Regions from separate parts of the Homo sapiens genome. Here all the other regions are linked to region 1. Evidence: chromatin contacts called from ENCODE Hi-C data. All regions are on one chromosome and are shown on one strand. The core of a region is the stretch at or near the end of the contact, and the rest is flanking DNA. Distances in the headings are between cores, read along the strand shown.

Region 1 (5,224 bases), core at 1,403-3,902:
ATGAAAGTGGCACATCCGTTTTCCAGACTCATGCAAGCAGAAATACATACACGATTTCAGGGGGTTCATATTCACAGACATCGAAGCTCATCTAGTGATCCCAAATTTTTAAGATGAACAAACAGAACCAGAGAGGATAAGGTGACAAATCACTTGCCCAAGATTAAATAGTGTCAAGGTTCAGGCTGGGATACAGACTTCCCAGGTTACAGTAAACATTCTATCATCAAGTCAGTCCTCTGTCACTGTGGTTGTCTTCCTGCATTCCAGAGCAATGCCCTAGTGCTTGGAGAAAGGCTTCTAGATGCTCTGATAGAACTGCATCTGACCACACCCTACCTTCACCAATTAGGATTTATGGTCCATTTAATTTAGGCTCCCATGCAGTGGTCTATGGCCACCTTTGGTATATTACAGTCACTCTGTGGCTGCCTGCTTAGCTGACCTTAGCCACAGGAAGCATTACTTTTGTCTTGGTGTTGCAAGCACATTCTTAAACCAGAGTTGTTTCCAAAAAGTGTTCTCCTATCTCGTCAATTCAAATCTCCTTCCCATCCCAAACTCAAATTACTTTTCTTTACCCTCGTGAAAAATACCCCCTCTCACTTGAAACTTCCCTATATTCTCAATGATCCTATCTGGTCAAGGGCTTCCCTGCCCTTCAAGTTTCTCATGCCTTTCTTTAGTTTCTATTGGTTTCAGCTTGCTCATATCAAAGTAATCTTGCATATCACTTAATTTGACCTCACAGACCTTAATTGACATCATAGACTATCTTGTGTATCTACTGACCAGGACAGCCTCTCTTGTCTAAAGAAATACCACACCACATAAACCAAACTGCTCAGATAAAAACCACACACAAACAAAACAAAACAAAAACCCCCCAACAGGATGATGGTGCTGAAAAAGGCCTAGGAATCATCCAGCTCAACCCTTCGTTTTACAGATAAGGAAAGTGAGGCCTAGAGATGTTAGATGGCTTGTCCAAAGTCACAGAGGCAGGATGTACCAGTGTGAAGCAGGGATACAGGTCTTCAACTCCTTTTTAATTTTATTTCACTATACCACCTTATTTCATTTTAGTATACCACCAATTTTACTTCACTATATCACCCTATCTTACTGGAATCTAGTTGTCCCTTTTTCTCCTCTGCTATGCATTAGTATCTGTTTGACTAAATATAAAGTGTGTACCTCTGGGCACACAGCCATTTAAACAAAGAGGCACACAAAACTCTACATTCTTTACCCAAGGAGGACATCAGAATTACAGCATCACATATTTTAAAGAGGGGAAAGAAGGCTTACAGATAATCTAAAATGTTAATTCTCAAAATGAAAGTTAAAAATTACAAGCGGATTTTTTTCAGTCTATGCCTATGTAATACATACCCTCCAGACTGGACCTCCTCCTTCCCTGGGAAAATCATGGCTTTATAGAACTATTATTTTATCCTTCACTTGTGCTGGGGGAATGGGAAAGGGGATTAAAAACCAGTGACCTAATCCAACGTCTTCCTTTAGCAGATAAAAAAATCTCAAGTTCAGAGAGAGGAAGGGATTTGGCCAAAGTAAACCATCAAGTTAATAGCAACTTTGGAACAAAAATCAAGGTCTCCTGTTTTTCACTTTGTAGTGATTTACACTGCTGGTTTAGGTGTATAAAACAAAGTTTTCTGGACAGAGCTTCTCATTGCACAGGAACCTTCCTAAGTGACCAGTTGCCCTTGGCCAGCTTGGTGTCTGCAAAGAAACACGGTAGACATCTCTTAGTCAAATTCTGGGTGTGCAGAGTGCAGGGAGAATATGCTTTTCAGGTCTGTAAAGACTCCATGAAAAGGGAGTTAAGAATCTGATTTCCACAGCTAGGGCACGGACATCAAAGGCATCCAACACAGATAAGCAAACTGCAGCACAGAAAAGCTAATGGACCTAGACAAGGTCACACGGTGTGTAGGTGGAAGGGGTGAAACTAGAATTCAGGGCTCCTGATACTCAGGCGTGGCAGCCAAAGATGTGTTCACTGCTTCCTGCTCAGGGACATCTCCTCACTACGCTGAACACAGACCTCCTTCACTTTACTGGCCGAAACACCGACTTAACATTAAAATCATGAAATTCGTGACGCCCGGGGTGGGAGACAGTCACAGAAGCTGTCCAGTCCAACACCCTCACCCATTTCATTGAGGAAACTGGGGCCCAGAGAGAGTTCTTTATGCTGGATTTTGGGGCCAGGTTCAGACAAGCAGGCAACCCCCGCAAGCACGGCCTAGAAGGCCAGGAACTACAAATTCAACCCCTGATCTCTCAAGGAGCTCTAGGCCCCAAGGGGGCCAGAGGCCGAGCTTAAGCGGTCGGAAGTTCCAGAATCCCCACCCAGCTACCTCAGCCCTGCCGCACGCACTCCGGGCTTTGCCACCCCGCTCCCGGTCCCCAGGCCCACTCAGCCGCCGCCTCACCTACGCCGACCCTCCGCCTGTTATTGTGGTTGAGAGGGAGGGACGCTACAGACACTTCCCCGGCCCCTACCGCTGAGGCACTTCCGCTTCCGCCGCCGCTCGCATATTTCCGGAGTGTTGTCATCCGGGGCTGGAGCCTCAAACCCGTGTCCATATTGTGTGTGTGAAGAAGCATCGAAGCGCGGCAGCCATGTTCAGCGTGGCATTTCGGAAGGCTTGTCAGGGGTGGAGAAGCGGGGCGGGTTGCTGTTCTTTCACCTGACACTAAAGCGCCATGCCGGAAGCACTGAGTCTGATACGTCGGAACCAGTCTCCACCGTGTGGTTTGGTCTTGATTTCCACTGGTACTCTGGGGTCTTGGATAAGTCTCTGGACCTCGCCTTTGTCATTTGCGAAGTCGATAGGTTCCAATAGAGATTTTCCCAGAATCATTCAACTAAAAATAGAGAACTTTTTTTTTTTGAGAGGAAGGACGGGGGCGCAGTTAAAGATGTTAATGTTAAGTCATCCCTTCTGTGATTTCGGGACATTATCTTTGCACGTAAGTAATAGTATTTTACAGTCCAAAGGAATTTCACATGAGTGTCATTAAAAACTCTACACGACTCTGACATGTAGGCAAGGATCAACTTAATCACCTTTTCTGTTGTTTAATGGATAAGGAATTGTCTTCAGAGAGTGTAATTGATTTTCACAATGTCTCGCAGATGGACTGAAATTCAGATTTTTACCTTTTACATCCTGTGTTCTTGCCCTAATATACATGTAATTAATATGGGCTAAAATCCCTAGATTTAAATAGATACAAATACTTCTTAGGAAAGTTAGTGTGCATTAAAGCCATGTGAGACACAATTTGACAAGACGTAGCATTGACTAGGCTATTCTGCTGGAGAAGAAAAAGCTGAAGAAGGCTTGGGAATCCCATTTCTTCTTATTCTTTTCTTGATTGATAGCAGACCTACTGGTTTTTCCCCTCTTTCCCCAATATGGTTCGGCACCTTAGGTTTCAGCTTGTCTTAGGCAGTCACAGTTTTAGCTATCCCATTCCGTATGTCAAACCATATATCTGTGTTTTTATTTGGAGCTCTGGTAGGACAAACAAAACAAAACCTCATCATATTCATGTACTATTCATTGTAATCTCAGCTTTCATGTTACATTCTTCCTGTAATTGAAGACAAAAATGAATTTTTATGCTATTTGCTTCTGTCGGTTTCTTCATATTCAAACTTTAATAAAGGAAACAGACTTTAGCTTTTTCTGTTTCCCAGGTTATTCTGAAGAATAAATAGGAATTACGAAAGTTTCTAGTGCAGGGCATGGCATATTTAGAAGGCATTCAGTAAGATTTATTTCAGCACAATTGGCCTGAATTTTTAATTCAATGGAATATGATTTTCATTTTATTAGCATTCCTCCTTTTGTAAAAAGCACTGTAGTGGGACCTGAAATGAATACTCATGAGTAAGAAAGGTTTCCTACCTCAAGTTTAGAAAATTTCCTACCACAAATCATTGTAATAAATGTTAAAGATATTTTCTCACTGCTATGAGTGTTATATATAATAAGATATCAAAACTAGTTTTAACATTTTCAGGTAGAGCATGTTATATGTATCCCTTCATCTCTAGGATTTATTTGTACCTTGATGTTACAGGTTTTCATTAAAAAGGTCCTGAGTTAGTATTTCTCCTGTACAGTGGCACCATCATGGGGTCCCTGAGCGCTGCAGGAAAGTTTGCCCTACAGTAAATGACCTTAAACCGCTGTGTTGTTTTAATTTTCAATCCCCACTTTTTAATTAAATTCTAAAGTATCTCTTTTCATTCTTCCATGAGTTCTAGTATCAGCCCGTGTTCTTCCTTGAAATTCCTTAGGTACCTAAACAACAGATAATCCCTTTGTTAAAATGATGACTAATACTCAAGAGAAGTTTTGGTCAGGGATAGTGGTTGGAGTTTGCTCAGGACAGGTTCATATGGCTATGGAGCCTGTTCAGTGCACAACTGCAGAAGGTGCTATGCATATCAAGGCTATTCTTAACTACCCTTAGACTTGGCGTATATGGCAGAACTCCACTATGAATTCAAATACAGGATTTTTTTTGAAGGTAAAAAGGAAAAAAAAAAACTATTGTAGCTGTTTTGACTGAGAAGTTGTGTATTTAGTAGTCAGCAATGCAGGCTTTAGAACCAGAAAGACTTGGTTAACTGTGAGTTCCTCTGCTTACTGGCAGAGAGACAATGGGCAATCACTTCAGCTCTAAGGTTCAGGTTTCTTTAAAATAGACATTATGGTACCTACGTAACAAGTCACTCCAGAATTTAGTGGCTAAAAATTTTATCTGCCCTGATTCTGTAGGGTAACTGGGTTAGGCTGGGCAGTCCTAGCTTGCAGTCTCTGGCATTTACAGTCAGATATCAAACTGGGGCTGTAGTTAATGTCAGCCTCTAATAGATGTTATATTGATGGCAGTTGAGGCTGGCTGATCTCTAGATGCTCAGTTGGAGCTATTTATCAGAGTGCCTACACTTGGGCTTTCCCTCTGATTTGGGTTTCTTATACCGTGGTGTTTGGGTTTTGACAGGGAGCACTTGGAGGTAGAATGGGAAAAAAGGGAGCTGTTCCAAGCAAAACAGGAGGAAGCTACAAAACTTCATATAATGTAGCCTCTGCAGTCCCAGGAGTGACTTCCATCACGTCGTGTTAGGTCAAAAAAGCCACTAAGCCAGCCCAGATTCAAGAGAAGAATAAGAGTC
Region 2 (5,224 bases), core at 1,978-4,477, 7.1 Mb after region 1:
GGAACTAAAAAGTGTATTAAAGGGCAGCTTATATTTTGGAGCCCTTTAAAGAACTAGAAAGTGTATTAAAGGGAATTTTCAAACATACACGATTATTAGTAACCTGATTGCCACACTCCTTAATCACAGACAGGAAGCCTTTGGAGGACTTGTTACCACACTGGGGAATTTATTGCTCTCCCCAAATCTTTTGTTCACTGGTATCACAGATATTCCATGGAACAACCACAGGAGTGTAATTCATCAATTCAGAGTTTTTCTGAATGTCTAATGGAACTTTTTTTTAAAAAAAAACTGGGGATTTATCAGTAGACATTAAGATAATGTGATGTGGCAGAGGCCTTAGGCCTTAGTGATAGGCAGAGGACTGCCACATCACATTATCTTTTTTTTTTTTTTTCTTTTTGAGATGGAATTTTGCTCCAGTGTTGCCCAGGCTGGAGTGCAATGGTGCAATCTTGGCTCACTGCAACCTTCGCTTCCCGGGTTCAAGCAATTCTCCTCCCTCAGTCTCCCGAGTAGCTGGGATTACAGGTGCCCGCCGCCAAGCCTGGCTAATTTGTTTTTGTTTTTGTTTTTGTTTTATTTTTGAGAAGGAGTCCCCTCTATTGCCCAGGCTGGAGTGCAGTGGCGCGATCTCGGCTCACTGCAAACTCTGCCTCCTGGGTTCACGCCATTCTCCTGCCTCAGCCTCCCGAGCAGCTGGGACTACAGGTGCCTGCCACCGCACTCGGCTAATTTTTTGTATTTTTAGTAGAGACGGGATTTCACCGTGTTAGCCAGGATGGTCTCAATCTCCTGACCTCGTGATCCACCCGCCTCGGCCTCCCAAAGTGCTGGGATTACAGGCGTAAGCTACGGCGCCTGGCCCTTTTTTTGTATTTTTAGTAGAAATGGGGTTTCACCATGTTGGCCAGGCTGGTCTCGAACTCCTGACCTCAGATGATCCATCCGCCTTGGCCTCCCAAAGTGCTGGTATTACAGGCATGAGCCACTGCACCCAGCAGATTATCTTAATGTCTACTGATAAATCCAATTTAAAAAAATATTTAGGGTCAATATAATTTCCTCCCCTAAAACAGCATATAGAAAATGTGTTAAACTCAAAAGCAGAAAATGTATTTCAGGACTGAAGGAGCTAGATACATTAAGAAAACCTCAGTTAATCCTTTTAACTATGTCTGGCAATATTCCATGTAAAGAAAGGTTTAGAAACTAAAATACACAGTAATTTTGGAAAATGAAAAATTGCATACAATTTATCTCAAGTTACCTTCTATGATAAGAATATTTGAGCATCATAAAACTCATAGGGAAGATGCTGAGTAATATTTGGATTATTTTCATGTATAATGACCTCACATTGTATATGGTTAAACAAAACACAGCCAGGCGAGGTGGCTCAAGCCTGTAACAGAAAAAACTTCATCTTTGAAAAAGAGGAAATAGATCATTCTGGAAATTACAAGTAAGTCAGCTAACATTCTTCAACACATTATAAGCAAAGAGAAATAATTTACCGTTATCTGGAAGGGCATACTTTCTCTTTTAAAATTAACATTAAAAACCAAACTAACGTCAGGTCATTTTAATTTCCTCCCACAACAGTATCTCATTCTAGCTAAACCACATTCACACACACTATTAGTAAACCTCCCCACCTCATAACAATTAGAATTGTCCTTGACTAGAAAGGAAATGTATGTAAAGTGGCTCTATCTCATTTTAAAATGACAAAGAATGTATTTTCTCTCAGAAATCACTACAGGATTTGAGACTATGATCTTTCTAGACAGATAAGTTTTTTCATTCAATTAGCAAATATTTTTTGTGTATCTCCCACATTCTGGTACTAGGCACTGGGACACAATGACCAGGATAGAAGAAGATCACTATCATGGAGCTTTCAATCATACAAGAATAAAGTGAATTTTGGAAATGTTAATTACATCTTAAGAGAATTCTCTTAAATTTAGGGGCAATTGTTAATATTTTAGAGGATAGAAATGAAATATTAATGGCCTTGATGCTCTCCCAGATATTTTAAAAATAAATGGAAATAAATAGAAATAAGTACCAACTGTTACCCAGTTATGTTAAAATACTAAAAATATGTGTTGATGAATACCTGACTATTGATAGAAAAGACAAGCAGAAAACAGCAAAATAGTAGAGGTGGAGTTAAAAAAAATGTCAAAGTAATTTAAAATTACTTGTACATGAGAGACAGGAAACAATACTTCAATTATATCTACTTTAACCAGATGCTCAGTCTATCAGACAATTCTGTCCAAAAGAACACTTCCTTCTCTGTTTACATTTACATCTAAATCAAGCACATAAAAAGGAATCACCCTTGTTTCCCCAGAAGTATTATAGAACACAAGTAAAACCAGAGGCACAATTCCCCTACAGGGAATTATATTTAAAAATACAGACTTTGGGCCATGCGCGCTGGCTCACACCTATAATCCTAGTACTTTGGGAGGCCAAGACAGGCAGATCACCTCAGGTCAGGAGTTCGAGACCAGCCTGGCCAACATGGTGAAACCCCTTCTCTACTAAAAATACAAAACTTAGGTGGGGTAGTGGAACGTGCCTGTAATCCCAACTACTTAAGAGGCTGAAGCAGGAGAATCGCTTGAACCCCAGAGGTGGAGGTTGCAGTCAGCCAATATTGTGCCACTGCACTCTAGCCTGGGTGACAGCCTGAGACTCCATCTCCAAAACAAACAAACAAACATATATATAGAGAGAGACTTATATAGTAAGCTGCATGTCCTCCTCACTCCATTGATTTGGGTACTTTGAAATCCATTGTATAGTAGCTACACATTCTTGTATTGGCACCAGATAGGCTAGACTCTAGGGAACATCCGAGATGTTTCCAGAAGCAAAGACGCTTACTGCAAGGCGTCCCCCATCTCCCGGAATCACCCGGAAGTCTAGAAGCCATCCGGCCCCACAGCGATCCCGTAAAAGTGCTGGCTTAGCGGGGGACGAATCTGTGTCTTTCTTGGAACTTCCAAGCTCTAAATAGTTTGAAACCAACAGCTCTTCCGAAACACTGTCATTTCCATCCCGGAAAAACAAGTTCTCGCGAAAAGATGAGTTTCACGCTGGGCAGCGTAATTGCGCTATTGCGCCTGCGCTAGCTGGGGCTCCGCCCTTCCGCCCGGAGGGGCTGTCACTCACAGCCGCCTCCCGCCCCGCGTCGCGACGTAGCACTTCCGTTTTTGCTGGGTAGGCGACCCGGACGGAGGGCCGGCGAGGTGCGGGGTCTGGTGATGCGAGCTGCGCCTCTCGGCAAGATTTCGCGCTGCCCATCCCGGGCCCTTTCATCAGTAATCGGTAGTGGATCACTCTGCCAAGCGGCAGGAAGAATTAAGGAAACGACAAGGAGACGCTCGGCTCTCTCCCGCTTGGCTCCTTGCGGCCTCCTCTTCCCTTCGCTCCGGCCCGGTGAAACTGAACTTATAATCGTCACTGGATTGTAAGTACCCGAGGCGAAGAGAGCTCGCTGAGCCCTGATTTTTTGAGTGTCTTTGTTCCGGGAGAGTTTGTGAGTTGAAAGTATCTCTGCTGGGCTTTCTGGGCCGAAAACCGTTCCGGGGGAGCCGCCATTTGCTTTCCTGTTCCCTAGCTAGCTAGCTAGCTCTCTCCGCGTTGTCCGGCAGCGGCACCTAGAGGTTGGGACTTGGCATTGCATCTGATTTAATGAACTTAAGTCTGTGAATAAGCCTTTGTGTTAACGACTGGTATTCGGTCACAGCATATTTAGAGAAAAGACTTGGAGCTTAAATAAAAACTAAGGCAAAATAGACGCTTAGCTGCTGATCTACAGAGAACTTCTTGTAATTAAAAGATTTCAATTCATAGCAAACTGGTGTTTTAAACTATTGCAGTAGCTGGAACTTTTTAGTGTAACCAGCATTTATTGGAGAAGTGAATCACAAGGAAATAAAGATGAGTAAAAGCAAAGATGATGCTCCTCACGAACTGGAGAGCCAGTTTATCTTACGTCTGCCTCCAGAATATGCCTCTACTGTGAGAAGGGCAGTACAGTCTGGTCATGTCAACCTCAAGGACAGACTGACAATTGAGTTACATCCTGATGGGCGTCATGGAATCGTCAGAGTGGACCGTGTTCCATTGGCCTCAAAATTAGTAGACCTGCCCTGTGTTATGGAAAGCTTGAAAACCATTGATAAAAAAACTTTTTACAAGACAGCTGATATCTGTCAGATGCTTGTATCCACAGTTGATGGTGATCTCTATCCTCCTGTGGAGGAGCCAGTTGCTAGCACTGATCCTAAAGCAAGCAAGAAAAAGGATAAGGACAAAGAGAAAAAGTTTATCTGGAACCACGGAATTACTCTGCCTCTAAAGAATGTCAGGAAGAGAAGGTTCCGGAAGACAGCAAAGAAGAAATATATTGAATCTCCAGATGTTGAAAAAGAAGTGAAACGATTGCTGAGTACAGATGCTGAAGCTGTTAGTACTCGGTGGGAAATAATTGCCGAAGATGAAACAAAGGAGGCAGAAAATCAAGGCCTGGATATCTCTTCTCCAGGAATGTCTGGTCACAGGCAGGGCCATGACTCATTAGAACATGATGAGCTTCGGGAGATATTCAATGACCTCAGCAGCAGCAGTGAGGATGAAGATGAGACCCAGCATCAAGATGAAGAAGATATAAACATCATTGACACGGAGGAAGATCTGGAGAGACAGCTACAGGACAAGCTAAATGAATCAGATGAACAGCACCAGGAAAATGAAGGAACCAATCAGCTGGTTATGGGAATTCAGAAGCAGATTGACAACATGAAAGGCAAGCTCCAAGAGACCCAGGACAGGGCAAAACGACAAGAGGATCTCATCATGAAAGTGGAAAATCTGGCTCTCAAGAACAGATTTCAGGCTGTACTGGATGAGCTCAAACAAAAGGAAGACCGAGAAAAGGAGCAACTCAGCTCTTTGCAAGAGGAGCTAGAATCACTCCTAGAGAAGTAAAAAGAACTGATATTTAATTTCAGTCTTCAGACTGGTCAGCATTAGAAAATTCTTGGCTTTATTGTACTGGGTATTAAGACCTTGCTCTTCCTAGTCCTTTTAATGCTGTGTGTTCTGTTAAGTTCTTTCATTTGTTTGTAATTTTGTTTTTCAGCAAATTTATATTGTTTTGCTAGGTGTTCATCCTATAAGAAGCAGGATTGTATAG
Region 3 (5,224 bases), core at 1,445-3,944, 6.6 Mb before region 1:
AGCACGTGGGCTTCCGAAAATTCACCTGGATTCAGAAAAACTAAAGTCCCAACTCACAAACTAGAAAGGAGTAGGGGAACAGAATCCGTGAACAAGCCACCTAATCCGGTGGTCCTCAGTTTTCTTATCAGAAATGACTAACCTTAGGGCACAAGCTTGTTGTAAAGATCAGTTGAAATAGTGTGAAAGCTATTTTATTTCATTTTATTGAAACAGGGTCTCTCTCTCGCTTAGGCTGGAGTGTGGTAGCAATGACCTAGTCTCACTGCAGCCTCGACCCCGGGCTCAAGCCACCCTCTTACCTCAGCCTCCCAAGTAGCTGTGACTACAGGCGCACATCACCACGCCCGGCTAATTTTTGTATTTTTTATAGATAAGGAGTTTCCCCAAATTGCCCAGGCTGATCTCGAATTCCTGGGCTCAAGCAATCTGCCCTCCTCGGCCTCCCAAAGTGCTAGGATTAGAGGTATGAGCCACGAAACCTAGCCTAAAATCTCTTTTAAAGAGCAAATAGTTCAAATATGATGTATGCTGTCCTAATCCCTACTAATCTGGTTGACCTTCAAGAATGAGTTTATATTCATCTGGCATTTACTGCCTTATGTCAGGCAGGTATTTCACTAAATCTCATTTATTCCTCACAGCAATCCAACAAGGCATGGATTATCATTTTCCTTCTTCAAATGAGGAAACATATTTAGGATATGTTAAAGTCTCTCAACTAACAACTGGCAAACCAGTGATCAATCTACGACTAGGTGCCTCCAAATTTGTGCCCCTAGACGCCTTCAAATATATGTATTTGACCCCTCTGTATTAGAATAACAGGTAGTTCAGATTGCGGTTTGCTACCTATGCAGGAATGTCAGATACCCAATGCAAACAAGCAACACACGAGTAGTGCAGAATCTGAGCATTTTAGCATTTTTGAGTTGAAAGGAAACTTTCTTCCACACCATTTACCACATACAGCTTCCTTCACACAGCTGGCCCTCAATCAAGCAAATCAAGAGTCACTCCATTTGCTTCTCCTTCATCTTTGAGTACCCAGAACCCAGAGCCAGAATTTCCACCCAGTTGCAGAAACTGTTCTTTCCCTTTTTAATTCCAGATTCGTACTTTCATATTTTTGTTTGTTTTGTTTTTTTGAGACAGGGTCTCACTCTATTGCCCAGGCTTGAGTGCAGTGGCTCGATCACAGCTCACACCAGCCTGTCTCCCGGACTCCATATTGTAATGCCCAACCTTGTTTTTACTAACCCTGTTTTTAGACTCTCCCTTTTTCCTCTGATCACCTAGCCTTGTTTCCACTTGAATTGACTCTTGCTTAGCTAAGAGAGCCAGACAGACTCCATCTTGGCTCTTTCACTGGCAGCCCCTTCCTCAAGAACTTAACTTGTGCAAGCTGACTCCCAGCACATCCAAGATGCAATTAACTGATAAGATACTGTGGCGAGCAATATCCGCAATTCCCAGGAATTCGTCTGATTGATAGCACCCAAAGCCCCCAGTCTATCACCTTGTAATAAATAGTCTTAAAGCCCCTGCACCTGGAACTGTTTACTTTCCTGTAACCATTTATCCTTTTAACTTTTTGCCTACTTTATTTCTGTAAAATTGTTTTAACTAGACTCCCCTCCCCTTTCTAAACCAAAGTATAAAAGAAAATCTAGCCTCTTCTTCCGGCTGAGAGAACTTTGAGCGTTAGCCATCTCTTGGCCACCGGCTAAACAAATGGACTCTTAATTCGTCTCAAAGTGTGGCGTTTTCTCTAACTCACTCAGGTACAACAATATTTTTGTTAAGTGGCCTCTTGTGCATATCTTTTTTTGTTTTGTTTTGTTTTTATTTGAGATGGAGTCTCGCAATGTCGCCCAGGCTGGAGTGCAGTGGCGCAATCTCTGCTCACTGCAACTTCCGCCTCCCAGGTTCAAGCGATTCTCCTGCCTCAGCCTCCCTAGTATTTGTTGTCTAGGGATTGTTGCATTTTACTTTTTTTTTTTTTTTGAGATGGAGTCTCGCTGTGTGGCCAGGCTAGAGTGCAGTGGCGTGATCTCCGCTCACAGCAACTTCCGCCTCCCGGGTTCAAGCGATTCTCCTGCCTCAGCCTCCCGAGCAGCTGGGATTACAGGCGCCTGCCACCACACCCGGCTTATTTTATTATTTTATTTTATTTTTGTTTTTTAATAGAGACGAGGTTTCACTATGCTGACCAGGCCGGTCTTTTAACTCCTGACCTCGTGATCCTCCCGCCTCGGCCTCCCAAAGTGCTGGGATTACAGGCGTGAGCCACCGCACCCGGCCTCTTGTGCATATCTTTAAAACACCTCCACAACTAGCAAAGTGCCCTGGCACATAGCGCTCAAAAAACGTTGGACGGGATAGTGGTTGAACAGCTCCAAATAATAAACTGGTAGCCTGGGGCGGTGGTTCCACTAGTCTAATCCTCTAATTTTGTGCCTTTCTGTGGGAAGTGAGAATGCTTAACCTCGGGGCTGTGCTCAGGCAGCACCTGACCCTAGCCAGGGTTGGGGCGGACCTCCTACCGCGGGCTAGGTACTGAGGGCCAGTGCAGCACGCGTGGTCCCGCCCTTCCCAGCCCGGCGGTAGCGGGAACGCAACGCGCGGTGCTGGCTGGGCCTCGACGCGCACCGTAGCGACTGCCCGAGAAGGCGGGGCTCGGAGTTCACCCCGCCCCGCTCCCTACCTAAGGCGTGAGGCTACGAGCGGTCGGCTGTGGCAGCTTCTCTTGTCTCTGACGGCTTGTAGTTATGGGGCAGGAGCCGCGGACGCTGCCGCCCTCCCCCAACTGGTACTGCGCCCGCTGCAGCGATGCCGTGCCCGGGGGCCTCTTTGGCTTCGCCGCGCGGACCTCCGTCTTCCTTGTCCGCGTGGGCCCGGGCGCAGGCGAGAGTCCAGGGACACCCCCGTTTCGAGGTAACTCACCACCCTTGGGCCCGAGACTTACTGCCCTTTGTACGCTCCCCAGGGGCGCCGAGTGGACGACTCCACCCCGTTTTCTACAGCTAGGGAAACTGAGGCCCAGGCTGGGAGGAGAGGCAGCCCACAGTCACTAAGCTGAGTTGCTTCTGGTCTCCTAATGAGCTACACCATGCTGTGGCCGAGCGGTCCCGCCTCCTGGAGCTTCCACGTGGGGCCGCTTGCTTACTGAAAAGTTAGCCTTGTATAGTCTCGGCCATTTATATGGCTCCCCTGCCCAGCCTGGTGCGCGCCAGCCCCCCGGGAGCCTTCCTGGGGTTGGGGGCTAACCACAGCTGCAGGCCCTAAGCAAGATCCTGCAACGTGTGGCATTCCTTACTGTAAGATGAATGGGTTGAACCAGATGCTTTCAGGCTCCAAACTAGGCTTTGATTGTGCCTTAGGATATGACATGCCAGGTGATTTATTCTGGCCACATCTAAATAAGAGTCACTTTCACATTATTTGAGCTGCTTTCCAGTCTGTGAACTAAGCAGAGCAAGGTATATCAACATTCATTTCACAGTTGAGAAGCTGAGGCTCAGAGACTTGTTCGAAGTCACGTGGCACAGCCAATATCAGCACTTGGGAATTCTGAGTGTAAGTCCGTCGGTGTTTCAGTTATACCATGGGTTAAGTAACTCCAAAGCATCTGCTCACTTGTCATCCAACAACAGTATGATTCTGCCAGGAACCTTGGATAGCACTTCGATTAACCTAGCGTCTGGTTTTGCTTAAAGTCATAGGAGAGTTGGTGGGACACACCGAAAGGGTCTCTGGCTTCACATTTTCTCATCACCCTGGTCAGTACAACCTCTGTGCCACCAGCTCCGACGATGGGACTGTGAAAATATGGGATGTAGAGACAAAAACAGTTGTGACAGAACATGCACTCCATCAGGTACCATGGCTTACTGGTTTCTCAAACCGTTTTTATCTATCTGTGCTGAGGGTTCTTCTGTTGCAAGCTAGTTTTGCTAGCTCATCTGTGCAAAGTAACTTGTAATTGTGTTCATTAATTAGATAAGAAACTATATTGTAAGATGTCTCAACTTTTTTTGAAAGGAGATATATACAAACCAGAGGTTGGCAAACTGCTCTGTGCCTGTTTTTGCAAATAGGTTTTATTAGAATACAACCACACTAATTCATTTAAGTATTGTCTATGACTGCTTTCATGCTACAAGAGTTGAGTAGTTGCAACAGGCATGGTATGGCCCACAAGGTCTAAAACAATTACCCTCTGGTTATTGATACAAATGGACTCCTGATATAGACTGTAAATGCGTGAATGAAACTCATTTCTAAGCTAGATAGTTACTTGATGTACCTGCCTTTTGAGAGAACAAAGGAAAAGACCTACTTAATAAGAACTTTGCATTAAGCTATTTAAAAAATTTTTAATGATTATTTGATCCCCAGTAGTCTAAATCTTCCCACCATTTTGTTAATATCGTGTTGCTATAGAAGTACTACTAATAAGTATTAATTACTTTTTTTTTTTTTTTTGAGACGGAGTCTGGCTCTGTCGCCCAGGCTGGAGTGCAATGGCGGGATCTTGGCTCACTGCAAGCTCCGCCTCCTGGGTTGACGCCATTCTCCTGCCTCAGCCTCTCGAGTAGCTGGAACTACAGGAGCCCACCACCACGCCCGGCTAATTTTTTTATGTTTTTAGCAGAGATGGGGTTTCACCATGTTAGCCAGGATGGTCTCGATCTCCTTACCTGGTGATCCACCCGCCTCGGCCTCCCAAAGTGCTGGGATTACAGGCGTGAGCCACCGCGCCCGGCCGTATTAATTACTTTTAATGTGTATATGTAGCATTATGCTGGTTTGTGATACAAGTTAAAAATTAAGTAGAACTTCAGCATTGACAATAACAAATTTTTGTTTTGTTTTAAAGCATACGATATCAACATTACATTGGTCTCCTCGAGTAAAGGACTTAATAGTATCTGGGGATGAAAAAGGAGTAGTTTTCTGTTACTGGTTTAACAGAAATGACAGCCAGCACCTCTTTATAGAACCCAGGACAATTTTCTGTCTTACTTGTTCACCTCATCATGAAGATTTAGTAGCCATTGGGTAAGTACTATGCCATCTGTATTGATGATTTTTGTTTGTTTATGATCGTGTTTTGCATTTTCTTTACCTTCTCTGTCCTTTTATTCCTCAAAGGAAACCATCTACAGATGTTAACCACTCCCCCTGAGCCCCTGGCATCATTTATTCCTCCAGGTCTTTA
Region 4 (5,224 bases), core at 938-3,437, 6.4 Mb before region 1:
GCAGGTGAGTTTTTTAAAAGCACCAGGGCTACGACCAGAGGCCATCATTCCAACTGCAAGACAATTTTAAAACCGACCCACCACAAACGGACCCAAAACCAAAGAATGGAGACCCGCCCTATACGCCGGCCGAGAGAGGAGAGTGGGCGCGCCCCCCCCACCCAAGCCGACGATCTATTCTCGGCAAAGGCAATGCAAGAGCAGACTCCATATTCTGCACCGCCTCTCCCCCCACGCTGACACGGCTCTGCTGGGATTTCCTGCACCCCTTACCTCCCCCCGGAAAGGGGCACGGTCCAAAAGGACCAAAACGCGGAGGAGGGAGAGGGAGGACTCGCGGAGCGCCGGTCGGCAGTCACATGCCGCTCCCCGCGCGGGGAGGCACCACGTTGTCCCGGCTGCAGAGGAATGCTGGGAAGGGGGGACGCGCACACACCCGCGCCGCGCACACGCACACTCGGGCCGCGCCGCGGGCCCGCACCCTCCTGCCACCCCCAGCGCCGCGGCCCGCACCGAACGCCGAGGCCGAGCGGCCCGCGGGCCGCCGGCGCGGCGCATGGCGCCCAACTGTCACCCGCCCGCCCAGGCCGGCCACTCCCTCCCCCGCCGCCACACGCCCCTCAAGTCGCCGCAGGCCCCTCACCCGCCTCACATTTTCCGCCAACCTCCTAACTGGCTCCCCCAGCACACTCGCCATCGGGCTCCTTCTTAAGGCGGAAGGTGCCCGGGATCGGGGAGGGAAACCACCGAATTCGATGACACGATGGGTTTCTTCTCCCCACAACTGACCCCTCAACCCGTCTCCAAATGGCGATTCTAAAGCCCAATTTCATCTCCCCGAGAACAAAACTTGTTAACTTTTAATCCCCGCATCCGTGCGGCCAGCATGTACTCCGCGCCGGGCACTGGGTTGCCCGTGACATATGCTCATTAAACATTTACAACATGGGGACGCTCGCAACGCTACCAAAACGGGGAGCGCCGGGCGGGGTGGGAAGAGGGGCTTCCAGAGGAAGGTTCAAACCAGAAACCGTCTCTTACACCAGCATGCGGTGGGGATCGTTTCACTGAAACCAGCGCCCACCCTCTGCCGACGAGGTAGGCCCGAACCACACCGTTGCCCACTAACCGCTGCGGCCCAGGCGGTGGCCGTAGCCTCCCGGAGGCCGGGCCCTCGGGCAGGGGCAGGTCCCTGAGTGTACGGTGGGGGGGAGGGCGCGGCGACCAGGATCAACCAGGAGGCAATTTTAAAAAGTCCCGAGTCACCATGACCGGTAGCAGACCCCGGGGCCCTGGAGGTGCTGGGGGAGGGGACTCCCATGTCCCCGGAAGAGGCCCCCGGACCCAGGAGGGCAAGGAGGGAGACCCACCTGGGGGGGACTGTCCGTTCACGGTGGTCAGGACCGGCGGCAATGCGTTCTTAGTCCACGGGTTCACCTTGGGCGGGGGGGCTTCCACGAAGTCCCGGCGCCCCGCGCCCGCGGCTCCGGCAGCTCCTCCGCCAGCGCCTGGCTCGCCGCCGCCCTCCTCCCCGTCGCTGATGGCCGGGCCTTCGGCGCCGGGCAGCTGCAGCGGCCGCGGGCTCTCGCGCTCCTGCTGCCCGGTGCCCTCCTTGTGCGGCTTGGCGCAGGGCGGCCGGGGTCTCCGAGCGCTGCCGTCCGGCTCCCCCCCGCGGACGTCGTTTGGCCCGGGCTCGCCCTTGCCCTCGGGCGCCGGCGGCGGCTTCTTCCTCACCAGCCCCCCGTGCTCTTCGGCCTGCAAGAGCGTGGCGCCCCCAGGCAGCAGCGGCTCCACCTGAGTGGCCATCTGCGCGCCCGCCCCCCCGGAGAAGCCGGGCGCGCCCGAGGCTGCCTCCCCCGCCTCGAACTTGGCTAGCAGAGCGCCCGCGACGCCTTCCTCCGGGGCGCTGGGCCCCAGTCCCTGCAGAGAAGGGTCGGGGTTCACGCGAGGTGCGGCCCCCTCCCAGTTAGATGCAGCCGCCGTAAATCCGAGGCCCACTAGCGGGGCGGGGGGGGAGGAAGGCCCCCCACTCTGCAGTCCAGGCCTCCTAGGCGTGCGTCCCCCCCCGCCCGTTCCTCGCAAGACGCCCCCACCCCGAGCCCGGCAGGCTTCTAGTCCCGTCCCTCCCTCCCCCCCGCCCCCGGGGCGGCCCGGGCTTCCCGGCTCGGGGGCTGCAGCAATATGGACGGACGGGGGAGAGGCGCGGCGAGCCAAGCAGACCACGCGATCCGCGGCAGGCGGCGGGCGGGCGCGCGCCTCACGACGCGGCGGGCGAGGGGAGGGGACGGCGCAGCGGGGGCGCGCCGCTGGCCGGGCCCTGGGCGACGGGCGGGCAGGAGGCGGCGGGACGGCGCGCGCACGGCTACGCGGTCCTGCCCCTCGCCCCGCCCCTCGTCTCCGATTCCTCAGAGCACCTCCCGGGCTGGGGGTAGGGACGCTCAGACCGGACGGGGGCGAGCACGTGCCTGATGCAATTCGGGAGTTGTCGGTGGGGGCGCTGACGGGGATAGGAGAGAAGGCTGGGCGAGGAGGGGAGGTATCTTAAAGGGCCAGCGCGTGAGAGCGGCCTCAGGTGGAGCACATGGGACCCGGCCACGCGGCCTGCCGGGCCTGCTCGTGCTCTTTAGGCTGGGTGTCAGATTCAGGGGAAGGAGCCATTAGTGTCATTCCTGACTTCTAGGAGGCCGAAGGGAGGACCCTCATCCGCCCCGAGGACGCGCCAACGCCGCCCCCTCCCCTGTGCCCGGCGGGCCTGGCCCCTTCGGTCCCCGCCCGGGTGACCTTGGTTGGGTGAGCCGTCCGCACCTCAGTGGGTTGTGCTCCGCGCCTCGCCGCCGCTGGGCCTGGCCTCGACACTACCCGGAGATGGGTTCAACTCCGGGCCTGGAAAGCGAGTCTTTAGCCCTTGCGGGCAGCCGGCGCCTAGGAAGTGGGAACGGAATTACTAAAGCCCTCACCCAGGCCAGGCCCTTCTCCCCGCCGCGAAACCTTGTATTTATGGGCAGGAAATGTCTTTTCTTTCAAGTGGATGTCGTTTTTTTTCTAAAGAATTGCTTTGGGCGGAGTTGAACCGTCCCTGGATTGGGACTTCTGAGATCTGAGATTTTATCCTGGCCCTGCCCCCTTACCATCTCTGCAGCAGTGACTTCCAGCTTCGTGGGCCTCAGTTTCTCTATTGTAAAATGAAGGAGCAGTGTATGACAGCAGTTTCAAACTTCAGTGTACATTCGATTCAATACTTACTGACCTCGTACTGTGGGGGCCTTGCAGGGTTCTAGGAAACGGGTTTGGTATAAACTAGGCTAACAAAGTCCCTATCCTCATGGAATTTATTCTAAGGTGGGGAAAGAGACAATAAACAAGTAATAAATTATTGTCTAGTATCTATGAAGACAATAGTTAAACTGTGGTAATCAGTTAGACTAGATGGGCTACTTTTGTTTGGGTGATAAGGGAAGACTTCTTTGAACGCAGATGCCAAAGTATTAGGAATCAGGCTCGGTCTGGGACTGGACCCAGAAATCTGCGTGTCTAGCAAGATCCCTTTGGTGCTTATGACTTCACTTGGAGAAGTCCTGGCTTCTGACTGGCTGTGATCCCACGTGCTCACATAACATAACAGCCTGGAATGTTGGCCATCTCCAAAACAAGAATTAGAGCACACGACCTGCTGGATCTAGGAGAAGACTGAATGAAAAGCCTCTTGGAACTGCCCCAGCCAGCAAAGCTGAGCTGTAGGATTGTTGTAACCAGTATGGGGGAGAAGTACTGGTAGGGATAGCCAGGTAATGCCATGTCTACTTCCAACTCTTGGGTTATTCAGCCTCCAAGCCTTGGCCAGCTAGCCGCACTTCCCTGGACCCCTCTCCTGGTGGAAAAATGGGGGTAAATAATGCCTGACTTGCTTCCACCCTCTGAGCTCATGTGAAGGTCAAGTGAGACAATGTTAGTCAAGGTGCTGTGTAAATTTTATAGACAAGCCAGTACGTCAAAAGAGCTACCAAGGAAGGTAATGTTACTCAATGAATTAAACCAGGAATCTACTAAGTTCATTACATGTACTCTTAATCAGAAGGTAAATTATTGCACATTGCCACTGAAATGCACTATTTATTTATTTGAAGAGATGAGGTCTGTCACCCAGGCTGGAGTGCAGTCATTGTGATCATGGCTCACTGCAGCTTCAAACTCCTGGGCTCAAGCCATCCTCCTACCTCAGCCTTCGAAGTAGCTAGGACCACTGGCACGTGCCACCATGCACAGCTTTATTTTTACAAATTTATTGATAAGTAATCCCTGAAGAGATTATTCACTCTAGACCCTCTCTAAACTTTGTTAATAGGGGACATAATTATTATTGTTAGTTGTTCTTTTTGTAATTGGAGGTAGAGAAGTACCCTCCCCTGACCCCTGAGAACTCGTGAGGGTACGAGGGCACTGTGTGGACAAGAAACTCGTTCATGCTACTCAGCAGTCAGAAACAGGGTTGAACAAGCATGGCCAGGCCCTGCTGTGTAGAGGGTGGAGGGGTACTGAGATCTGCCTACCCTGGGCCTGCTCTGCCCCAGAGAGAGACAAACTAGGGCCAGAGAAAGTAAGAGACCTGTGTGAAACAACATCTTTTTTTTTTTGACTCTTACTCTGTCGCCCAGGCTGGAGTGCAGTGGTGGGATCTCAGCTCACTGCAACCTCCGCCTCCCGGGTTCAAGCAATTCTTCTGCCTCAGCCTCCTGAGTAGCTGGAATTACAGGCGCCCGCCACCATGCCCAGCTAATTTTTGTATTTTTAGTAGTGATGGGGTTTCACCATAATGGCCAGGCTAGTCTCAAACTCCTGACCTCAGGTGATCTGCCCACCTCAGCTTCCCAAAGTGCTGGGATTACAAGTGTTAGCCACCATGCCCGGCCGAGACAACATCTTAGGCTTAGAAGCTGTTAGAACTGGAAAAAGGAATCATAATGATTACTCATTCTCCTTGTTTTGCAGATGAAGAAACCAAAGTTCAGAAAAGTGAAGTCCAAGGCCGGGCACAGTGGCTCAAACCTGTAATCCCGGCACTTTGGGAGGCTGAGGCAGGCAGATCACCTGAGGTCATGAGTTCAAGACCAGCCTGGCCAACATGGCGAAACACTGTCTGTACTAAAAATACAAAAATTAGCTGGGCATGGTGGCGCACACCTGTAATCCAAGCTACTCAGGAGGCTGAGGCATGAAAATTGCTTGA
Region 5 (5,224 bases), core at 916-3,415, 6.1 Mb before region 1:
AAAAAAAAAAAAAAAAAGAAAAAGAAAAAAAAAAGAAAAGAAAAAGGACAGGGGAGATTTTTTATTTATTAGAGACTTAATGAAGACTTATGTATAGGGCTTGGAAGTAAATTAGATAATATCTTTAAGAAATTAACCAGCCTCTTAGGTGCTGTGTGTACCTGACACCCTCACTTCCTATCTCTGGGCCTGTTTCAACCCTAAAATCAGAGGGGAAACGTGCACTCCCTTTCAGTTTAACAAGCAGTCTCTGATTTCCTCCAACTGTGGAGAAATTCTGATTCTAGAAGAGAATGGATGTTAACCACCTAAGCTCTTAGCTAGTCTACCTGAATATTAAATATCCCCTTAACTCATTTCCAATTCCTAATCATGAAGCAATCACTTAAGGCTTGTAGCAACAGATGTCAAACTAAAAAGTTCTTAATTGGTTGACAATAGGCACAGCTTCAGAATTGTTAACTAGAAGTGGTGAAGTCACACGGGAGGAGTTTCCTATAATAAGCCACAAAGAGCAGGGCAATCCGATTTAAATTTAAATATCCACCCCCTTATTTCAAAAGAAACTACCACTAAGAAAATTGATTTCTTTTCTTCCCCCCTCCAGTCACATCGACTGCAAGAGCCATTTCTCAAGACCTGGCCTTGGCCTTATTTCTGCCACATCCTAGAAAAACCCATTCCCACAGCTGCCTGCGAAGCAGCTAGCTCGGTGACCCTCTGCTGATACCGAGGATGCGGGAGCCAGGGAAGTAACTGCCACCTTTCTCTGTCTGAAGGAATAACAGGGTTCCTAGAAGGAGAGAGAAGTTGGAAAAGAGCCGGGTATCTTCATCACTCCCCGCTCCGATTCTTGCTCCTTCAAGGGCCAACAAAACTAACCCACCTCTCCCTGCTCTAAAGTCTAAACCAATAAAACAAGTTGGAAACTGCTGTCCAATCTTTCCAGGCAGCAGGAGTCCTGAAGCCCCCGCCCCCATCCTCCCGGATCTGGGTAGAATCACAGTCAGAGCATGTCAGCGCTGGAGCGGCCTTTGAAATGCGGAGTCCAACTCAGTTCTGCAGAGCCGGGGCGGCGAGGCCCACGGCGGGGAGTGCCCGGGGAGTCCCGACTGGAGCCCAGGGCAGCGGACGGAGAGCTGGGGGCGCCGGGGCCCAGACGCGAGCGGGGGCGGACTCACGCTCTTGTCGATGTCCAGCTTGAGTTTCTTCTGCGAGATGCTCTTCTGGACCCTCTTGCTGAAGGAGGCGTTGCCCGCGGGCCGGACGCAGCGCTCGCCGTCCTCGATGAGGCAGCAGCTCTGGCCGTAGCCCGGGGCGGCGGCAGCTGGGGCGGCGGGGGGCCCTTCGCGGCTGTCCTCCTCCGTGCTGAAGCCGTTCATCTCCCCGCCCCGGGCCGGTCCCTCTGGGGGAGGGTCCCCGGTAGGCCACTCCGCGGCCGCGCTTGCCGCGGGGCAGGTCGCTGAGACCCCCGCAGCCGAGGGTCCCAGAGTCCGTCTCCAGCCCGGGCGCTGCCCTGCCCCGCGTCCGAGAGGCCCGGCTCCCTCGGCCCCCGGCCCTCCGCCTCCGGAAGCCCCCTTCCTCCCGGCTCGAGGCCCCGGGGTCGGCTCCCGCGGCTCGCAGGGCCCCGCCGGGGGTCACCCGGAGGAGCCTTCTGCCGGGGGCCCAGAACCGTAACCCTGCAGCGGGGGTGTCCGGGAGGGCGTCCCAGGAAACAGCCGCTCCCCAAGGACTCCGGGCCTGGGTTGCCAGGGGGTTTCGAAGGCCCCTGCCGGCTCCCGCCTTCTTTCGGCAGCGGGGCAAACTCGCTGCCGGGCAGCTCCCCCGGGGTGGCGCGGCCTCCTCGCGCGGGGCCCGGCCTCGAACCCGCGGCACCCGGGCCCCGCGGCTCGTCCGGCCCACTCCACCCCTGCAGCCACTCGGCTGCGCCCCGAGTCCCGCGGCAGCCCCTGGGCCGCCCGGCCGCCGCCCGCCGAACGCTCCGCACCACAACAGTTCGCTCCCCCCGCCCTTCGCGGGACAGCGGAAGTCCCGCCTTCACGCGACCATTGGTCTCATTTGCTCTCTGGGCGGGGCTGCCGCCGCCGCTGGCGCGTCCCATTGGGCGTCGCCGCCGCCAGTCTCCGGCGCCAGGCTACTTCCTGGACTCTGCTGGGATGGGTTCAAAGTAGAGAAAGTGGAAGAGGAAAGAGTTACCCCAGCGAGAACCGGGAACCGGGCTGCAGACTCTCCGGCCCGGGGGAGGGATGGTGAGCAGGGGCCTGGCTGGACCGAGGGCCAGACTCCAGGAACAGAGGAACACATTCGGGGACAGACAGTAGAGACGCGGACGGGGACGCTGAGGGACAGACTTGGAGGAGGGGCATATGAGGGGACCTAAAGAGGATAGAGGTGCTATCAGGAGAGGGGCGGACTAATAAAATGAAAGGGCCAGGGCCAGAGGACTCGCGGATCCGTGGGAGGAAGGGTGGGTGAAATAGGACGGAAAGCCAGTCATGGCGGGAAAGACAGAGGGACAACCCCATACAGATACGTGGAAAGACATGCGGAGGAGGTGATGGGGGGATCTTGCAAGGCAGTCGCAATATTGGGGGTAGCCGATACCTTCCAGAGTGTGGAGAGTGGGACTGGCTTGGACGGCGCGGAAAGAAAAGGAGAGGGGGAAAGGAGACCCCGAGGGGTTTGGGCGACCCCTCCACTGGGAAGAATGGGAAGTCCGAATGAGGTCTGGAGGGTGGACTAGGTGAGCCGCGGGCAAGAGAAAGGGCTTCAGGGGAGATGAAGTGAAGGCTGGGAGTGGGGCCCAGGGGCCAATCTCGGAATCTAGATGGGGAAGGGCTGCGGTGTCTTGGGCTCTCCCTGGAGCTCCAAGCTGTAGTTCTATTGCTTTGAGTCCCCGGGTCTACCGGCGAAGCGACTGCGCCCTGCCAAGACCCTGCGCTTGGTTTCGGCGCCCAGGGCACCACCTCCCCTCCAGGAGGGGCCGTAGGATATGCTCTGGTCCAGCACTTCAGTCATGCCACTCTCCAACTGCGCAGCATGGGGACTGATGAGGTCCGAAAGGCGATGGGACCAGCCCAGGGTCGTGTAATTATGTAGGGCTGGGCAGCGTTTTATGGGCAGGGAAGAGGGGAGGCTGTGTTAGGTGATAGGTAAGCAAGTGTTAGTACTAGAGGGCATAGAAGGAGCTTCGGGTTTGTGTCCTGTTGTAAAAGGGAAAGCTACCAGTTTCCATGTTTAGAAGCAGGTGGCTGGTGATCTTAAGTTTTGCTCAGTGGCCATAAATGCATTTGTAGCATCTGAACTGGTAATTTCACACGTGGGACAGCCATCGTCGGAAATAGGCCTATCAGAGATAATATGAAGTACAGTGATGTTCATTATGGAATTATTTATAATAGGAAAAATAAAATAGAACCTCAGAGTTCCAAAAGGGAAGTGGTTAAGTAAACTACCTAAAATCTTCAGAAAGAGATTGTGCAGTTAGCATTTGAGGTAGTTTCAACATCAATGTAAACATTTTCTATAGAGAATAATTCACCATTAATTCTTAAATAAAGAGCTGATGAGGAGTTGGAGAAATGCTTTTTTTATGATAAGTAAAAAAATTCAGGATATGAAATTGCATGGAGGATACGATGTCTGTACATCTATGTTTAAAGAAAAAAGAAAACTATTGGTATAAAAAATGCACCAAAGTACTAACAGTGATTATTTCTGGGTAGCAGGAATATGGCTGATATTTTTCTCCTTTTGTTTAACCTTTGCATTTTCTTTAATAAGCATTATTTTTGTTTTTACAGTAGAAAAAATAGAATAAAAATTAATGGAAAAAAGGCACAGATTAATAGGAGTCTTCCCTCAGAGTTCATATATTCTGTTCAAAAGTAAATTGTTGTTGAACTCATTATGTATACCAAGTATAGGGTTGGCTATAGGAGGAGGATGAAACATAACCCTTGCCCTAAAAGAATATCTCCTATCTGGGGTGTTCAGACATATATGTAGAAAACACTTGGGTATCTGTACCAGGCACTGTGTGATGTTGGGTCCAAAGTCAGTTGGTATGGATGAAACCTCCATGTTCCCCATATTTTTCTAAACAGCATTTGTATTCAATGCTAGGCTATTGCGGTACACAACTTCTTCTGCACCAACTTGCCCTGGTCTAAGGGGATCTAGGACCTTTTCTTAGGTGCTCTGTCTCAGTCCTTGAGGTAGTGGCTACTTATATCTGCTATTCTTGTATTATTTAGCATTCTTTTTTCTTTTTACTAGGCAGTTCCTTATAACTGTAGGGGACTACAGTCCCCTATTATAATTAATACATGTTTATATTATTATTTTCCTGTTCAAATTACTGTAAGGTTACTCTTTCCTGATTACACCCAGCCTGATACGCCCAGCCAGCCTCTGTGTGTGTGTGTGTGTGTGGTGGTGGTGGTGGGGGAGTTCATGCTTGTAACTGTTCTTTTTTTTTCTTTTTTCTTTTTTCTTTTGAGACAGAGTTTCACTCTGGTTGCCCAGGCTGGAGTGCAATGGCGCGATCTCGGCTCACCGCAACCTCTGCCTCCCGGATTCAAGCGATTCTCCTGCTTCAGCCTCCCGAGTAGCTGGGATTACAGGCATGTACCACTGCTCCCGGCTAATCTTGTATTTTTAGTAGAGATGGGGTTTCTCCATGTTGGTCCGGCTGGTCTCGGACTCCCAACCTCAGGTGATCTGCCCGCCTCGGCCTCCCAAAGTGCTGGGATTACGGGTGTGAGCCACCGCTCCCAGCCATTCTTTATGTATAATTTTGTAGTCTTTATTCAAGGCATACTTTATCATAATCTTTCCCCATATTGCTATGTAGTTTTCACAGTTGCCATTTTTTATGTAGTACAGTGCAGTTTCTGTAGTACAGTACACTGTGGTGCTAAAGACAGTTGGCTTTGCTGTCAGAACTGGGTTCAGATCTGGACTCCACCCATGACTTGTTATAACATGTTAGCAATTATTTCACTTCTTGAGTCTGATGAAATAGGTGGTGACAAATTCTTAACACAGTGCCTAGAACATCATAAGTGGTTAATAAATGTCAGCTATCATGATTCCTACCGTAGTTACATTTGCCCCCCCAGAAGTTGGATATCTTTTTTGTGTGGTTCTGTATAATTATTTTTGAACATAAAACTTTTTATTATTTAGGATTATTATTTTTTCTGAGTGCCAGAGATGGAAT
Region 6 (5,224 bases), core at 1,251-3,750, 5.8 Mb before region 1:
TCCATTCTGCTGCTCCCATGAAGCAAAGAGATTTTCTTTAAAGCAAGAATAATCAGTTGGTATTCCCCCCAAACCCCCAAACCCCCTTCACCACTTCTTCCTCCTCCTCTTCATGCTATTCCAGAGAAAAAGAAATGAACAAAAACTAGATCTTCCCAGATGAGCCTGTCTATCCATTTCAGTTAGGGGCTCTGAGCAGCACCCAGCTGTTGCTCCCCTCTCTCTCCCTGCCCAAAAGTCTGCCTTACTCTATCAATACCCTCTTGCACAAGTGAGTAATTTACTTTGAAAGCTCAGGCCAAACTGGCAGTTAACCTTGACCTTCTCTACCCATCTGGGTCTACAGAAATGAAAATCAGGATGTCTTTGGCATCTATTGCAAATGAAATACGAGGTCTTTCTCCAAGCAGAGGCAGAATGTCAAGCACTATTTTAGAATGGGCTACAGCTATTCTAAAGGAGAGTTTGCACTAGGGTAGGACACTCCCCCTTGACCTGGAGCTGTGTCCAGTATGGAGCCTCCACAGCTAGGGATGCTACAAGGAACTCTGGACTCAAGACAGAAAAAAAGAAGGGACCGTTGTATTCCTCATTGATTAACTGATAGTATCACAGAATGTTAGAACTGGACCAATAATCATGGTTTACAGACCAAGAAAGTAAGGCTCAGAAAAGGAGATGAAAGGTGATCAAGGACACACACAGTAAGTTAGTGGTAGAGCTGAGGTCAGAACCCTGGAACTCCTGACTCTGATGCTGGTACTGAATAGGAACAGAGGAAAGAGATTTCATGAACGGAAAATCCATACAGATACAGAATTTCAGGGAGAGAGGTCTAAGCTAGCTGTCAGGGTTTGAACCAGGGGTTTAGGAAAGAGATGGAAACCTTAGTTTCTAAACAGTAAGCTCTACCAGAAAGATCAATGAGACCCTCTGGGATGCTTTGCAGCAATTAACAGAGTTACAGGCGGAGCTCAAATTGGTCAGCTCTGTAGCAAAGAGCCCTCTGTGCTCCAGATGCCAGACTGCCTAGACAGCAGCCTGATACTGGGAAGAATAAGGAAAACCATCAATCTCAGAAAAGCCAGCCTCTTTCGTCGAGGCCAGCCAACAGTCAGTCAAGTCTGACCCTGATACACAAATTATCCACTTCTCATGGGACCAGAGAAATCCCGTAAGAAAGCCTGAAATGTTCCACTATATGAAACAGTCTAAGCAATACACTCACTAGCACCTCCTGGGAGGGTGGGAGTGATGTGACAGAGCTTCTGCTATGAGGGAGCTGCTAGTCTAAATGCGTGCACGCACACATACACACAAACATACGTGGGTAAGTTCAAAGGAGGCAGAAACCATTCCGATCCCAGTTTTGGCTGCAATAAACACTACAACTAACCAGACTAGACAAGTTCAGAAGAGATAGGGAAGGCTTCTGGTGTTCCATCCTCAGGACACTGGGCACCAATAGCCTCTGGGACATTTTGGGGGTCCCCCCACCAGAGCCCCACCTCTGGACTCCCATAAGGTCAAAGGCAGCAGGTCCCTCAAGGACCAGGAGCTTACCCCCTTCTCCACCCCCAGGGGCTTGAAGCTTTAAAGGGAGCATGATCTTTACATTCTGCAAGGAATCCACAGGATCTGAGAAAGGAAAAGGCTAGAGTTGGGGCGGGGGTGTTGAATAAATGGGGAGAGGAGGAAGGCCCGGGTGTCTCGTTGGGCAGATGAGAAATCAGGAAAAGGGCTGACCTGAGCAAAGAACACTGGGATCAGCAGGTAGGGGTTGTGGGGGGGGGGGGGTGGGAGGAGGGAAGCAGAGAGGACCTGGACACCAAATAGAAGAACCAGAATCTTCATTCCTATTGGCACAAGGCAGGAGTCATCCTGGGATACAGGGATGCAGATAGGATCCTTCAAAAGAGATCCGCTGGAAGACGTCAAGGAATACCAGACGGGGACAGAAAGGAAGGTGGTAACATGTGGTGAGAAATAGCGTCCTGAGTGCTAGTTCGGACTCAGTCTCTGACTGGCGTGGGACCCTGGACAAGTCCCGACAGGACTTAATTTTCCCATCCGGAAAATGGGAAGAGCTGAAGAGTCTCGGAGCTGACTCTGAGGAGGCAGACAGCAGAAGGTGGAGGAAGGAACCACAGGCTAAAAGTGAATTCGGGAAGGGGGTGTTCCCGGCCTGTAGCAACGGGGGGACTCACCTGTCCCGCCGCCGGCGCCACCGCCGCCCCCGATCCCCCAGGGGTGCCGTCGGGCTGCCGCTCGCGGTACAGCGCCCAAAGCCCCACGTTGGGCAGGAGGACCAGGGCCGCCAGCACCAGCGCCACCGCCTGCAGGAGCCGCTTCTCCTTCCGCCTCATCGGGGCCGGTCAGCCCCGCCGCGCCCCGCCGGCCCCGCCGCGCCGCCCCCAGCTCCGCGCGTCCGCCCGTCCGCCCGGCGGCGGCAGCAGCTCAGCCAGCAGAAGCGGCTGCGGCGCCGGCCCCGCTCCAACTCCGCGGCACTTCCGCCGCTCGCCGGCCGGGGAGCTGGGCGCCGCCACCACGCCGCCGCCACGAGGGGGTCGTCGCCGCCGCCACCGCCCCCGGGCCCCGCCGAGCCGCCCGCCCCGCGCCGCCTGCCCCCGCGTCGACCGCCGAGTCTCTGCGCTGCAGGCTCGGCCCTCTCACGGAGCGTCTCGGCCCGCCCGGGCGCTGCAGGATGCCGGGCCGGAGCGCTTCCCCCCTCTCGAGCCGCGATGGTCCGTCCCACTCCTCGGCGGCTCCCCCGCCCTCTGGAGCTTTGCGAAAGTCCCGGAGTTGGCGAGTTGGGCGCTAACTGGTGCGGGCTGGGCACCGCTGGGTGGGGTGCATGTCCGCTCGCCCGGGTACCCTGCCGCCCCGCCCGGCAACCTCCGCCCGGGACTGCAGCCGAACCTTTGCTGCCTCCCTGGGGATATGCAAATAGTGCTGGGGCCCCGCCGGGCGTTCTGAGCCTGGAGCCCCCGGGGCTGTCACTTCCAGCCCACCTAGGCTCGGCCCCCAGGACCTGCGGACCTACTTTGACCCCGGCGACTCGGTGTTCCCGGCCATGAAACGGGGCCACAGCCGTGCTGCACGCTCACTGTTCCGCGGGCGGGCCCTGGTTTTCTTCCTCTAGGGGGGCCCTGGCGTTAGGTGTGAACGCCCTCTGCAAACTGTAGGGAGCTGTGCCCGGCCGCCGCCCGTCTGTAGATCCTGCAAACCGGCGGGTGGGTAAGTGACGGTAGCCTCTCTGCAGCACCTTTCCTCACGCAAGTCCAACCCCCTTGGAGTTAGAATGCCCTGCATTCTCACGCGTGCTTTTGGATCCTAAGCGCACTGAGCCCTTCCCGGAAAGCTCTCAGCAAACCGTTGGCGAGCGCCACTATGTGCCAAACACTGTGCCAGGCTCTGGGATGAAATGAAAACAGACCTGAGCCCTGACGTCTGGGAGCTGAAACATGAAACACGTAATTTCACTAGACCAGGCAATGTGTCTGTAACTGTGGCGAGGGCTTTGACAGAGGAGTCGGGCTTCTGGGCGATGCGGAGGGCCGTGGAGCCGGACTCCGACGGTGATGCCAGCCAGCGGCTCCTCCTCGGGGCGCTCGACGCTGGTCACTTAGCTGCCTCCTCCCTGATGCGGTGGAACGGAGCACCCCCTTGGCTACCTTACTCTCTGCCACCCCCACATTCGTCCTCTTGATTCTCTGCTTCTCTAGCTCAGCCGCTGACCTTCGTGCCTAGCTGCCACTAGTCCTTGACCAGCGTTCTGGCAACTCTTGCCTCCAAGTTCTTCCAGCTCCAGGCTGAGCGATGGGGATTCAGTTTTCTGACATCACAGCTCAGTTCTTGATTTCTGCAGCAAAACCTTCAAGGCTTCCATCACCTCGGCTCTAGAGTCCATCATGCTCCTCTCCTATGACCTGCTAGGGCTGATCAAACGTTCTGTCTCCTGCCGTGCCCTGCCCTGCCCTGCCCTGAGCTTCGCTTAGCCTGTTGCAGGCTTTGTGTTTTCCTTCTTGTGCTGTTGACCACGCAGCTCCTTCTACCCATAAAACCCCCTTCTCTAGGTCGGTGGAAATCTTGTTCATCCTTCCGTGTCTAGTTAAACTGCCACCTCCTCCACGAAGCCTTCTAAAACTCCTCCTCAGGGAACTGTTTTCTTTCTTTAGATTTCCATCACAATAATGCTTACCTTTTATTGAGTGCTTACTCTATGTCAGGCAGCCCTTGAGATGCATTACCTCTTTAAATGCTCACAGTTACCCTGTGAGGTACATGCTTTTCTTATACCCATTGGCGAATGAGAGTCAGATTTAAAAATGCATGTAATCCCAGCACTTTGGGAGGCCAAGGCGGGCAGATCACGAGGTCAAGAGATCGAGACCATCCTGGCCAACATGGCGAAACCCTGTCTCTACTAAAAATACAAAAATTAGCTGGGCGTGGTGGCGGGCACCTGTAATCCCAGCTACTTGGGAGGCTGAGTCAGGAGAATCGCTTGAACCCAGGAAGCAGAGGTTGCAGTGAGCCGAGATCGTGCCACTGCACTCCAGCCTGGCAACAGAGCGAGACTCTATCTCAAAAAAATAAATAAATAAATAAATTAATTAATTAATTAAATAAATAAAAGAATGTGGCAGCCAGAATGATCTTGTTTTATCCAAGGTTAGATTGTATCGCCCCTCTGCTCAAATCCCTGTAGTGGCTTCCCACCTCTCATTAGGTTCCTAAGAAAGTACAGGACCCTACAAGCCCATATGTGATCAGCTCTCACTCCTTACTGTCCTTATTGTGCCCCAGTGACATTGGCTTCCTTGTTGTTCCTCAGAGCATCCCTCAGGCAGGCACAGTCCTGCCTCAGTACCTTTGCACCTGTTGTTACCTCTGCCTAGAATGGCCATTTTTCTATTTCTAGCTCCTAACTCTATGTCTTTTTTAAACACATTTTTTTGTGATAAACGTTTGTAAAACTGATCATTTGAACTATTTTAAAGTGTACAATTCAGCGGCATTATGTAAATGCACATTGTTCTGCAGCCATCACGGCTATCTATCTCCAGAACTGGTCATCAACCCAACTGAAACTCTGTACCCATTAAACACTAACTCCCTATTACCCTCTCCCCACAACTGCTGGCAACTACCCACCATTCTACTTTATCCTTTTTGAATTTGACTATTCTAGGTACCTCATGTAAGTGGAATCATATCATAT

The links. A loop is a pair of places that touch in the nucleus more often than their neighbours do. Pooled maps may share reads with other maps.
Region 2: a loop to region 1 is called in a map of CD8-positive, alpha-beta T cell, with 15 times the contacts of the local background. The contact joins the promoter of TAF7 here to the promoter of FBXO38-DT in region 1. A Hi-C loop is called at or near these places in 2 of 168 maps with a recorded cell type or tissue (CD8-positive, alpha-beta T cell and naive thymus-derived CD4-positive, alpha-beta T cell) and 6 of 50 pooled maps.
Region 3: a map of naive thymus-derived CD4-positive, alpha-beta T cell shows a loop between it and region 1 (18-fold over the local background). The contact joins the promoter of GEMIN5 here to the promoter of FBXO38-DT in region 1. A Hi-C loop is called at or near these places in 2 of 168 maps with a recorded cell type or tissue (both naive thymus-derived CD4-positive, alpha-beta T cell), 1 of 37 single-sample maps with no recorded cell type and 9 of 50 pooled maps.
Region 4: a loop to region 1 is called in a map of naive thymus-derived CD4-positive, alpha-beta T cell, with 7 times the contacts of the local background. The contact joins the promoter of LARP1 here to the promoter of FBXO38-DT in region 1. A Hi-C loop is called at or near these places in 1 of 168 maps with a recorded cell type or tissue (naive thymus-derived CD4-positive, alpha-beta T cell), 2 of 37 single-sample maps with no recorded cell type and 8 of 50 pooled maps.
Region 5: a map of B cell shows a loop between it and region 1 (10-fold over the local background). The contact joins the promoter of SAP30L-AS1 here to the promoter of FBXO38-DT in region 1. A Hi-C loop is called at or near these places in 6 of 168 maps with a recorded cell type or tissue (B cell, CD4-positive, alpha-beta T cell, CD4-positive, alpha-beta memory T cell and 2 more) and 9 of 50 pooled maps.
Region 6: a loop to region 1 is called in a map of CD4-positive, alpha-beta T cell, with 7 times the contacts of the local background. The contact joins the promoter of GALNT10 here to the promoter of FBXO38-DT in region 1. A Hi-C loop is called at or near these places in 2 of 168 maps with a recorded cell type or tissue (CD4-positive, alpha-beta T cell and naive thymus-derived CD4-positive, alpha-beta T cell) and 8 of 50 pooled maps.

The regions. Positions count from the first base shown.
Region 1 is chr5:148,381,278-148,386,501 of GRCh38, reverse strand. It overlaps FBXO38-DT (FBXO38 divergent transcript), which reads left to right and starts at 2,652. Exons shown (of 5, transcript NR_105057.1): 1 at 2,652-3,003. It overlaps FBXO38 (F-box protein 38), which reads right to left and starts at 2,544. Exons shown (of 22, transcript NM_205836.3): 1 at 2,463-2,544. RefSeq lists an enhancer at 2,568-2,767.
Region 2 is chr5:141,318,787-141,324,010 of GRCh38, reverse strand. TAF7 (TATA-box binding protein associated factor 7) reads left to right here and starts at 3,227. Exons shown (of 1, transcript NM_005642.3): 1 at 3,227-5,224. The coding sequence starts at 3,967. The coding sequence ends at 5,016. RefSeq lists enhancers at 2,699-2,848, 2,859-2,918, 3,499-3,698.
Region 3 is chr5:154,935,681-154,940,904 of GRCh38, reverse strand. GEMIN5 (gem nuclear organelle associated protein 5) reads left to right here and starts at 2,694. Exons shown (of 28, transcript NM_015465.5): 1 at 2,694-2,937; 2 at 3,720-3,880; 3 at 4,883-5,064. The coding sequence starts at 2,772. RefSeq lists enhancers at 2,396-2,445, 2,836-3,015, 2,607-3,198.
Region 4 is chr5:154,752,340-154,757,563 of GRCh38, reverse strand. LARP1 (La ribonucleoprotein 1, translational regulator) reads right to left here and starts at 2,187. Exons shown (of 19, transcript NM_033551.3): 1 at 1,371-2,187. The coding sequence starts at 1,806. LOC112267936 (a long non-coding RNA gene) reads left to right here and starts at 2,544. Exons shown (of 2, transcript XR_002956231.2): 1 at 2,544-3,785; 2 at 4,987-5,224. RefSeq lists an enhancer at 130-189 and silencers at 1,110-1,219, 1,500-1,579, 1,620-2,029, 2,070-2,409, 2,660-2,809.
Region 5 is chr5:154,442,763-154,447,986 of GRCh38, reverse strand. It overlaps SAP30L-AS1 (SAP30L and GALNT10 antisense RNA 1), which reads left to right and starts at 2,165. Exons shown (of 3, transcript NR_037897.1): 1 at 2,165-2,249; 2 at 4,507-4,625. It overlaps SAP30L (SAP30 like), which reads right to left and starts at 1,990. Exons shown (of 4, transcript NM_024632.6): 1 at 1,182-1,990. The coding sequence starts at 1,382. RefSeq lists silencers at 1,347-1,456, 1,587-2,116 and enhancers at 1,693-2,193, 2,247-2,366.
Region 6 is chr5:154,188,009-154,193,232 of GRCh38, reverse strand. GALNT10 (polypeptide N-acetylgalactosaminyltransferase 10) reads right to left here and starts at 2,500. Exons shown (of 12, transcript NM_198321.4): 1 at 2,208-2,500. The coding sequence starts at 2,366. It overlaps LOC124901118 (a long non-coding RNA gene), which reads left to right and starts at 3,154. Exons shown (of 2, transcript XR_007059010.1): 1 at 3,154-3,237. RefSeq lists silencers at 2,205-2,264, 2,335-2,414, 2,505-2,614, 2,625-2,724, 2,815-2,904 and an enhancer at 3,125-4,090.